Regions from separate parts of the Homo sapiens genome. Here region 2 is linked to region 1. Evidence: read pairs that join two places in POLR2A ChIA-PET (ENCODE). Cell type or tissue: Caco-2. All regions are shown on one strand. Links, peaks and the distances in the headings refer to the core of each region. The heading gives the core; the rest is flanking DNA.

Region 1 (5,377 bases), core at 287-5,286:
AGCATGTCAGATGACCAAGGCTTGGCAGGGCCACTGCTTTAGCTGTGTTCTGCACATCTTCAGGTTCTGACCTATGTAGGACCATGGAACTCTGCAAAATTCCCTGAGAACCTTGAGGTGTGGTATAGGTCACCTTAGGATTTCCAGCCATATCTGACTTACTGGCCACCAGCGGACATTCCTACATCCTGAGGCTTTTACAGAGAAGGAGTGACGAGAGAAACTGTGGTTTTGTGTCCCAGACTCTGCAGGCTCACATAGGACTATGCTCAGCTACATCACATAAGGTGAGCCAACCATTCAGCTCCCCTTCTCTCTTGGATAGAGACCTGGCCCCCAAGTGTGCCAAAAAATCTGTAAAGACCCAGCATTGTCAGGATTCGGGAAGGGAGGAGTGGATGCAGGGCTGGAACATCCAGCCTTAAACCTCCCAGGAGTGAGGACACTCCTGGAGCCAGAGATTGGCAGTTCTAAAAGCTTCATCAGTCACTATGTCCATCTTCCTGCCTTGAGGAAGTGGCTGACCTCTGTATCAGGCTTTCCACATGACCCTCTCCCTTCATCCCCAGAGTACATGGTTAGCCTCATCCTACAGAGGAGGAAACTGAGGCTCAGAGGGGGAAGGTCCTGGTCCAACACCACACAACCCAGAAGGGGTGGAACCTGGATTTGAACCCAGCTCTATCTGACTGCAAAGCATGAATTATCTCCATAGGCTGCCAGACCCCAAAACTTGGTTCCCAGATTTGCAGACAGGAGCAAGGGTAGATTCCCCCACTCCACAACTTGATCACCTCACCCAAAGTCCCTGACCAGGAGAGGCCACCCAGGTACTTACGGTCCAGCCTGCACTAGGACAGAACCTGCCTTCTCCACGCCAGTTTCCTTCAGGTTGGGGCAGGGCCCATTGAGCTCATGCGAGTGGCCTTGAAAGTTTTCCTGCTCAAAGATGATGATCTGCAAGAGGAAGCGAGACTCAGACCCTCATCACGATGAAGAGGAGTGAGAACTGGGTGGTAGACGTGGGGAGGGAGCTCAGAGAACCCAAAGGATGCTGAAGGGTTCACCTCCAGAGTGACAAATCAAACATAAAATCAAACAGCCCTGGCTCTGGCTATAAGCAGCCGTGGGACCTTGAGCCTGCATTTCTCCTCTCTGAGCGTCAGTCTCCCCGTCTGTAAAATGGGAAATAAAGACAGAACCTAGGCCAGGTGTGGTGGGCTCACCCCTGTAATCTCAGCATTTTGGGAGGCTGAGGTGGGAGGATTGCTTGAGCCCAGGAGTTCCAGACCAGCCTGGGCAAGATGGGAAGACCCCACTTCTAATTTTTTTAAAAAGAAAAAGAAACAAAGAGAGAAACTGCCTTGTGATATTGTTTGTTAGAAGGATTCAGGGGAGCATAATGGTTAGCACACAGTATTTGCTCTGCTTGTGGGAGAACTAATTATGACATAATTAAGACATAATTATGTTAATTAAGAAATATGGTACAGATTCCAGTAAGTGGCAGAGCTGAAACTGGAGCCCAGGCTTGTCTGATGCAGCTGAAATGGAAGCAGCATGTTGCAAATTCTAACACTCAAACCTAATGTTCTCATCAGCCCAAGGGAGGGGGCTCATGGGATCCCCATCAGGGAAACTGAAGCTCTGCAAAGTGAAGGGACCCACCCAACATCCCACATCCAAGCATTAACCATGATGCTAGCTGCCACCTTTCATGGTTCCAGTGAGGTTTTTTGTTTTTTTTTTTTGAGACGGAGTCTCACTCTGTCGCCCAGGCTGGAGTGCAGTGGCGCGATCTCGGCTCACTGCAAGCTCCGCCTCCTGGGTTCACGCCATTCTCCTGCCTCAGCCTCCTGAGTAGCTGGGACTACAGGCGCCTGCCACCACGCCCAGCTAATTTTTTTTGTATTTTTTTAGTAGAGATGGGGTTTCACCAAGTTAGCCAGGATGGTCTCGATCTCCTGACCTCGTGATCTGCCTGCCTCGGCCTCCCAAAGTGTTGAGATTACAGGCGTGAGCCACCGCGCCCGGCCTCCAGTGAGAATTTTGGAGGCAGAGGTTTTCCAGCCACACTTCCCCAGCAAACTGCCCCTGGATGAAAAGATGGGCTCAGGTCAGCACACTCTCAGTCGGGGCAGCTACAGAATCGACACGGTCAGCACAGGCTGGGTAAACATAGCCCTCTCTCCCAGGCCTGGGATTAGCCACACAAAGAAAGGGAAAGGCACAGGGCTTAGAGGCAAATTCCACGGGCTCAATCCAGCCTTTACAGTCAGTGACCCAGCCCTTTACGGTCACTGACTCGGCCAGAGATAGGGTCAGGAGACAAGGGCTCCAATGTGTCCTCTGTTACATCCAGTTGCACAAACCTAAAAAGCAATTCAATACTCTGGGCCTCAGGTCCCTCATCTGTCAAATGGGGACTCAAGAATGTGGAAGTTCGGGGCTAGAGTTTATTATTACCCTGGCCTGGGAGACCAGGGCTTGTGGGTGGTTAGCACATAGTATTTGCGCTGCTTGTGGGAGACATAATTATGTTAATTAAAAGACATGCTACAGATCCCACGTGAATAAGTGGAAGAGCTGAAATTGAAGCCCAGACTTGTCTGATGCAGATGAAATTGAAGCAGCACTTTGCAGACTCTAACCTGTGCACACAACACTGGGATCTTGATCAAATGCAGTTTCTGAGGTAGCAGGCCTGGGGTGCCCACCTGAATAGGGGTAGGCAGGTGAGGAAGAGCAGTTTCTCCATGCATTTGAAAGCCCAGAAGCTCAGAGGACCCAGGAGCTCAATAGCGTTGTTATTAATCAATAGAGTAGAGGGCAAAATTTTACAAATTATCCAATCCTTTAAGCCTGCACTGTCCCACACAGCAGCCATTAGTAACATATGGCTACTGAGCACATGTAATTAGTCCATATTATTACTTATACTGTGCTATAAGCGTAACATACACATCATATTTTGAAAATTCAGAATGGAAAAAATAATGTAAAATATCTGCCTAATAATTCTTATATTGATTATACATTAACATGCTCATCTTTTGGATATATTGGGTTTCATAAAATGTAATATGAAAATTAATTTCACCTATTTCTTTTTACTTTTTATGATGTGGCTACTAGAACATTTTGCATTACCTATGTGGCTCACATTATAGGTCTAGTGGACAGAGCTTCTTGCTTTTTTCCAAACTCACCCAGTTCATTCCCACCTCGGAGTCTTTGCGCCTGCTGTTCCTTTTGTCTGGATGCTCTCATCAACCCTGACCCCCATTTTTCATTTTTCTGTGGAGATGGGATCTCACTATGTTGCCCAGGCTGGGCTCAAACTTTTGGGTTCAAACAGTCCTCCCACCTCGGCCTGGCAAAGGCACCCCCAATTTTCATATAGCCGCTTCCTCACTTGACCCAGGTGTCTGCTCAAAGTCAGCTCCTCAGAGAGACCCTCCTGGACCACCTGAGCTAACACAACCACTGTGACTCTCAGGAGCCCCTTCCCCTAGTTTACAATTGTTTGTAGCACTTCTCACTACTGGAAATCATATATTCATTTATTTATTGTCTGTCCTTCTTCTGGAAAGTAAGCCCTAAAAGGGACAGATTGGGGTGAGCAGGTGAGGGGCTGTATCTGCTCAGGCTTCCCTGGCCCAGGAGGCACTGAGTCAGACAAAGGGGCCATTCCTGAAGGAACCTGTGCCCGGGGCTACCAAAGCAGGGAGGCACAGGAGGGCAGTCAGGTGGCCGTGCCTAGATAGAGGTTTGAGGGCAGACTGGGTGTGACAAGCCTCTGACGTTGGGATAAGATCCTGCCGCCCTTGGGTGGACAGGTGGATGAGAAATCAAAGGCGGCATTATTTGCTGGTGTTAGGTGGATGCGCACCCCAGGCCGGGTGTTAGGCTGAGCCTGGTTTCTTTGGCTCTCACAACTTCCCTGTGCAATAAATCTGACTCCTCCTTTTATAGAGATGGAACTGAGGCTCAGAGGGATCAAATAATTGGCCCGGATCACACAGCAGGTGCAGAGCCAGGACTCACACCCACCTTCCATCTACTAATCCCATCTCTGACTGAGAATGAGGGTCTGCTCCAGTTTCAGGGAGCCCTGTAGACAATAGGGTGTGGCAAAACAGGTAAGGGAGAGAGAAACTGAAGTCTCCAAAGCCAGAGGCTGGTACTGGGAATCCCAGCATGCCAGCTATGGGCTGGGGAGGGACTTTCAGTATCAGCTCCAACTGTGTGGGTAGAGGAGACTGAGTCCCAGAGAGGGGCAGGGGTCGAGAGGGGGTACCCATGAAGAAAGATGCCAAGCCCATTTTACAGAAGGGCAACTAAGTCTGGGGGAGGAGCATTGCATGCCCCCTCCTCTGAGAGGTACCCACCTTGGGGTTGAGGGACTGTGGCTTGCCCGCCTGGGTCTGGTGATCTGAGGCCATGGTGGACTGTCCTGTGCAGGAATGACCTGGAAGACATGGGAAGCAGCAGTGAGGACCTGGAGGGGCCACTGGCTTTTTCACTCTGTGGGGCCTTGAGACCACTCCCCTCTGGCCCCAAACATTCTCTTTTTCTCCTGGTTTCAGACTGTCCCAGAGCTGTGGGGTCCGTAAGCAGCTACTTCAACTTCTGTCCTTAGCTTCATTTATTTCTATCCAGGCCAGCTGCAGGAGGAGGGAAAAACGAGGTCTACTCAAAGAAAGAGAGCAGTAATAAACTAGAGCTTAAATGAGGTCCAAAGTGGGTTCCCAACACTCAACCCCAGACAATGGATACCACACAGAATATAGAATGGTCAATCCCAGAACTTCTGCCTTTATGCAGTAATTTCTTAAATAAAATTGTGTGGAACAAACAAAACCTATGCATTGGCTGTATTTGGTGGTGTGGTGGTGCCCAGTTTAGGAACTCACAAAGTTCCCTGTTCCCCTGCTCCTTCTCCCACCCTCTCCCTGGGACTCCTCTCCCCATCCTGGTACCTAGATTTCTCTTCTCTGCCACTGGTTTTACTCCCCCATTAGTGAAATCATCTGATACAGAACCCACATTACAAGAAAGAGAAGAAATGGGTGCGACGGTAGAAATCCAGGCACTGTGGCAGGCAGCAGGGTAGACCTGCCTTAGCTAGTGAGAACATCAGAAAAGCCTGGAAAATTGTCAGCCTCTTCCCCCTTCCTGCAGAAGGGGTGGTCAAACCAGGCTGTGTTTCCCCAGGGGTAAGAGAGGAAGCCTGGCCTCCCTCTTCAGAGATAACGCCAGCTTCCAGAAGCCCCTTCCACATGAAAGGCCAATACTGGATGTTTCCCAGGAGGAAGAAATGCAGTTAAGCACCTTGGCAGCCAAATCTACTGCTCTCCCGCAAGAAACCAGCCCT
Region 2 (5,377 bases), core at 283-5,282, 62 kb before region 1:
GAGAATGTTCACCTTTTCACTGAGGCAGTGCTTTGCAGCTTCCCTTTGGCATATCTGAACTGCCAGCATTGTTACTCAAGCACTTTGGGGCCATCATTCAATAAAATAAGGGTTACAAAGGATCTGATACCTAAGCCAGGTACTAAGGGACCCACAGGGCAGTAGCATCTACACTGAGGATTCCTTGAACAAAGGAATCACGTTCCAGACAGAATGGTGCAAGATTTCATCTTCCTAGTCAAAATGGCATGCAAGTTAAAACTTAGCAATTATCTATTTCTGGAATTTTCCATGTAATATTTTCAGGCCTCGATTGACTCCGGACAACTGAAACTGCTGAAAGCAAAACTACAGATATGGGGGAACTACCACATGGCTAAAGCAGAGCTTTCAAAGCCACTTTTCAAAACAAATCAAAGTCTTCCAGAAAAAGTACTCCCAAAGATTTTAGGCATTTACTCCCACCTCCCTACTGCTGCCCCCAGTCGATTCTAGTTTCATATTTGCATATTTCCTTACTCATTAATAAATCATTAGCTTTTCTCTAGTATTTTTCTCACATAAGCTGCCGTAGCATTGTTTAGAGAAAACTATTTTTCATAGTTTATAAAAGCTATAGTGCCAAATCTGTCCAAATTTGGGGTTGAAATATGATGTTATAACCTATACAATATTTTTGCACATTCAAATGAATTCAAGAATTTCTGATCTCACGCCATTTGAAGAACCAAATCTTTGCCACAGCTCTCTCTAAAGAGTCAAATACTTGGTATATTAGCTATGTCTAATACAGGCTATTAAATACATAGACTCATTGGGAAGAAAAGGAAAAGACAATCCATCTGTTTATTCACCCATTCGCTCATTCAAAAGATAGATGCTGCATCCTTACCCTGAGCCAGACACTGAATCTGACCCTCAGAATACACAGTGAACCCCACTCATCCCCTGCCTTCAAGGAGCCCATGTCCAGAGGGGTTGTTAGGAGAGGACACAGACAGTCCCAACACAGTGTGACGGGTCAGCCTCCACAGGGGCAACTGCAGGGTGCCCCAGAACCCAGGTCACTACAGCTCAACGACAGAATCTAAGGGACCACGGGCAAGGCTGAAGTGAGAGAAACCAAGGGGACCTCTCAGGAAGGATCGTGTAAGTCCTGTTAGCCTGCCCCAAATAACCTAATGGAACGACAATGGATGACAGTAACAAAGAAAAAAGTACACAAAAATACTTAGTGAGGCCTGTTTTAGAGCAACACACTTTTTTTTTTTTTTTTTTTTTTGAGATGGAGTCTCGCTCTGTTGGCCAGGCTGGAGTGCAGGGGCACAATCTTGGCTCACTGCAAGCTCCACCTCCCAGGTTCACGCCATTCTCCTGCCTCAGCCTCCCAAGTAGCTGGGACTACAGGCACCCACCACCACACCCAGCTAATTTTTTGTATTTTTAGTAGAGACGGGGTTTCACCGTGGTAGCCAGGATGGTCTTGATCTCCTGACCTCGTGATCCACCTGCCTCGGCCTCCCAAAGTGCTGGGATTACAGGCATGAACCACAGGGCCCGGCCTTTTTTTTTTTTTTTTTTTTTTCCTGAGACAGAGTCTCGCTCTGTCGCCCAGACTGGAGTGCAGTGGTGTGATCTCGGCTCTTTGCAACCTCTGCCTCCAGGGTTCAAGTGATTCTCCTGCCTTAGCCTCCTGAGTAGCTGGGATTACAGGTGCCCACCACCACACCTGGCTAATTTTTATATTTTTAGTAGAGACAGGGATTCACCATGTCGGCCAGGCTGGTCTCGAACTCCTGACCTCAGGTGATCCACCCGCCTCGGCCTCCCAAAGTGCTGGGATTACAGGCATGATAAGCCACCGCACCCGGCCATGAAACATTTTAAAATGATTATTTTGAAATATTTTCACAAATTAATATTCAAGTAATTAAAAAATAGCTGTTAACATAATTTTAATAAGAGAGACTTACATTGCAAGGTTTCCTTAGGCATGGATAGTATGCTTAGAGGGTAGATTATTTTAAAGACCATGGGTTACTTTTTTTTTTCTGCTAAATTTAAACATCAGAGCCGCGATTTAATAGATACCCATGATCTGAATGAAGTCAGTGAAGTCTTTTGCACTCAGGAAGTAAACAGATCATCGTTTTCTGAAGTATGATCTCTTACTGTGCTTTCTACTTTCAATAGCCTTCTTGCATTTTTTTTTTTTCTCATCCTTCTACAGCAAGCCTTCAGGTCAAGAAGTTGTAAATCTGTCCACTCTGGTTGGATTAGTCGGGACTCTTAGGTTGCAAACGAGCCTCTTAAAACTCTACCCGCATCTTTGTAATCAGTGTCACAGAGCCTCTTTTTGAGTCATCTAATGCAGTTTCCAAAAAACACATCATCCTCCCATCAATCTAAGTTGTTTGAGATGCAGTACACTTGCATCTTGCATCTGTGTATGATGCTGTCATAGAAATTATATAGTACATCTTAAGTCACCAGTGCTATTACACATGACATTGGGAAAACTGAGGCTTCCATTAGCCCTGCAGGGACACAGCTGTGATCTTCACACCTGGCCATCTTCTCTACTGTTTTGAAAAATTATTGCAAAAGTTTTCAAACATGCAAAAGGATATAATGTAGTGAACACCTAGACCCATCACTCAGCACCTCATTGGAAGTTACCAAGATTGTAATCTGCTACTTTTCCCTACCCCGCCCTCCATTTTTTTTTCTTTTTCGTTTTGAGGCAGAGTCACGGTGTTGCTGAGATTAGAGTACAGTAGTGCCATCTCAGCTCACTGCGGCCTCACTCTCCTGGACTCAAGTGATCCTCCCACCTCAGCCTCCCAAGCAGCTAGGACTACAGGTGTGTGCCACTCTGCTCAACTAATTTTTCTAATTTTCATAGATATGAGGTTTTGGTGTGTTGCCCAAGCTGGTCTCAACTGATCTGCTCGCCTCGGCCTCCCAAAGTGCTGGAACTACAGGCATGAGCCACTATCACCACTTATCCCACCTCCAGTTTTTAAAGCATTTTAAAACAAATCTCAGTTGGGCACGGTGGCTCGCGTCTGTAATCCCAGCACTCTGGGAGGCTGAGGTGGGTGAATCACCTGAGATCGGGAGTTCGAGACCAGCCTGGCCAATATGGTGAAACCCCCGCCTCGACTAAATACAAAAAACTACACCCCCCAAAAATAACTGCCCATGAGTTGAGATTCATCAATTTTATATCTAGAAACCCTACAATATTTAGGACTCCCTGACTTTGGGTGGTGGTGGTGGGGGACACTAGGAAAGGCAAGAGAAAAAGGAATTAAGCCTTTTTCTACCACATTTATAGAAATATACAGTTTCTTCGGTGAAATTTAGGTTTGATATAGGAGTTCTTGTTCTCTAAGTTTCCCATTTGCTGGAAATTTTAAGCAGCATTGATTTTTTTCAATTAGCTTCAGATATGCTACACTCTGGAATAGGGATGTTAAACTCATGACATTGAAGAAAGGTTTGCACTTTTCCCTCATTTTCACTACTTGGCATTGCCTATCAAAGAGTAGCACATCCTGCAAAACCAACAAGAGGCATGGGCTAAGGAGAAAAGCAAGCCCAAAATATCTAGCAAGCATGTCTTCATTTGCACAATTTAGCTTTTCAAAAATAACAAGGGGACTGGTATTTTCTGTATCATAGGGCTCATAGATGGACTTGTAAAAAAAATCATGTGATGATCACTTAGCATTAGGTAACATTTAAGCAATCTTGGGCGCCTAACGCTTGAAGGCCTGATGATTTCAAATGGACAATAACTTTGGTTTAGATTCCAATATTTTATAGAATTGCATGGTTTCAAATTCACCATAAACAAGATGCCTCTTTTGAGCATCAAATTCCAAGAGCTATTTAGCATCAAGGAATCACATTAGCTGTACAACTCATGATGGTGTTAATTAGGAAAGGAGCTAGAGAAAAAAAAAAAAACCATCACTGAAGCTTTAATACACTATTTAAAACTCACTACTAACCTGAAGAACTATTTTTTCTGGGGAAGTGCTAATGATATGAACTAGCAAAAAATTTTACTAGTTCCTTAATTATAAATCATCTGAGAGAAAATTGCAACTTGGTATGGACCTCACCAAACCCCTCGCCAATTCAATCGGGCCCTCCTTTGATAATTTAACAACAAATTCCTGTCTGGAATCATCCATTCAAGTGCCTTTTTAAATGAATCCCATTTCAATTTTTTAATAAAGTGCCACCAGTAGATCTGCAAGTTGAGAAAAGCAGCTCAGGTGACACACGTGGCACCAAAAAGATTATTGAGTGGGTCAAAAATCCTGCCTGGGCACAAAATAGAAGAAGAGCCTAAGAAGGTGACTAGACTTAGGGACTTCAAGAAGAACAAGCACTGAAAACAGCAGTTTAACTACCTCGGACAGTAAGCAACAAGCCTGCAGTCCCCAGATAAGCGGCCCAGAGGGAGCTGAGGGGATGGAGTTGGAAAGGGGGACCACAGAGCCGGGGAAGAAGCAGCGACCAAGAAGGAGCGCAAAGGAGTGACAGGCAACGAGCCCACAGGGACCACACCAATGCAACAGGAAGAACCACGGGGATGGGACAGGACAGGACAGGGCCGGGGGGAGGGGGCGACAGGGATGGAGCTGGTCCAGCCAAGTCATAACCAGCCCCTCCCTGGGGCGCTCGCTGCGCGCAGGGCGCCGCGCTGGGCACTTTGGAGCGCTCTCTCCCGGAGTCCCCCCCACCGGCCATCCGATGCCCCATTTCAGAGACTGGAACGGGGAGGCCGGCCCCGCATCGCCAGTTCCGCGGTGTCACCCGCACCCAGGACAGCGACGACTCAATGCCCGACCCTCCCGGACGCAGGAGGTCGCTGACGGCCGCTTGGGGACGGCGGCGTGGGGACCAGCGCGGGCCGGGGCAGCTGGTACCTGGGATCGGGCAGGACGGTCCTCTTGCTGGCGCGGGCGGCCGGAGTCGCCTTGCTCTTCTCCATGGCCATCAGGTAACTGGCATCTGCCAGCACAGCCTCCGGGTCCGCCACGTTGGCGAGTTTTGGCGGCGGCGGCGGTTACTCGGACCCGGATGGGACGCGCTGCCGCCACCGCCGCCGCCGCCGCCAGCTGAGCCCCGACCTGGTGGGACTGGGGCAGCCCCAGGGCAGCCCCTGCTCGGCGCGCCCCACCAGCGCCCTGCAAGCGCCGCAGGCTGTAGCCCGCCGGGGTCGCAGTGCGCCTTCCGCTCCGCCGCCTCGCGCGCCGCCCCCCAGCTCATTCCGCGAGGGTCTGCGGGGAGCTCGCGGCCCGACGGTCGGTGCACCTCAGCGCACAGTCCCAGCGGCCAGGCTTGTCCCGCGCCTCTC

What was found. Peaks named below come from ENCODE experiments on the same cell type or tissue, not always from the same donor. Only the 100,000 strongest peaks of a DNase experiment are listed, where the experiment ranks them.
Region 2: POLR2A ChIA-PET joins it to region 1 with 11 read pairs; 2 of 35 experiments call an interaction of 5 or more read pairs at or near these places.

What each region holds. Positions count from the first base shown.
Region 1 is chr22:25,220,498-25,225,874 of GRCh38, reverse strand. CRYBB2 (crystallin beta B2) reads right to left here. Exons shown (of 6, transcript NM_000496.3): 2 at 4,392-4,471; 3 at 839-957. The coding sequence starts at 4,445. Among named protein-coding and RNA genes, the nearest start is that of CRYBB2, 3.5 kb to the right of the region's middle. In Caco-2, for the core only: no CTCF peak of the experiment used is centred there; a DNase peak (open chromatin) is centred at 2,234; H3K27me3 peaks cover 421 bases.
Region 2 is chr22:25,282,625-25,288,001 of GRCh38, reverse strand. It overlaps LOC105372969 (a long non-coding RNA gene), which reads left to right and starts at 4,936. Exons shown (of 3, transcript NR_188583.1): 1 at 4,936-5,020. RefSeq lists enhancers at 4,372-5,304, 5,305-5,377. In Caco-2, for the core only: no CTCF peak of the experiment used is centred there; no DNase peak of the experiment used is centred there.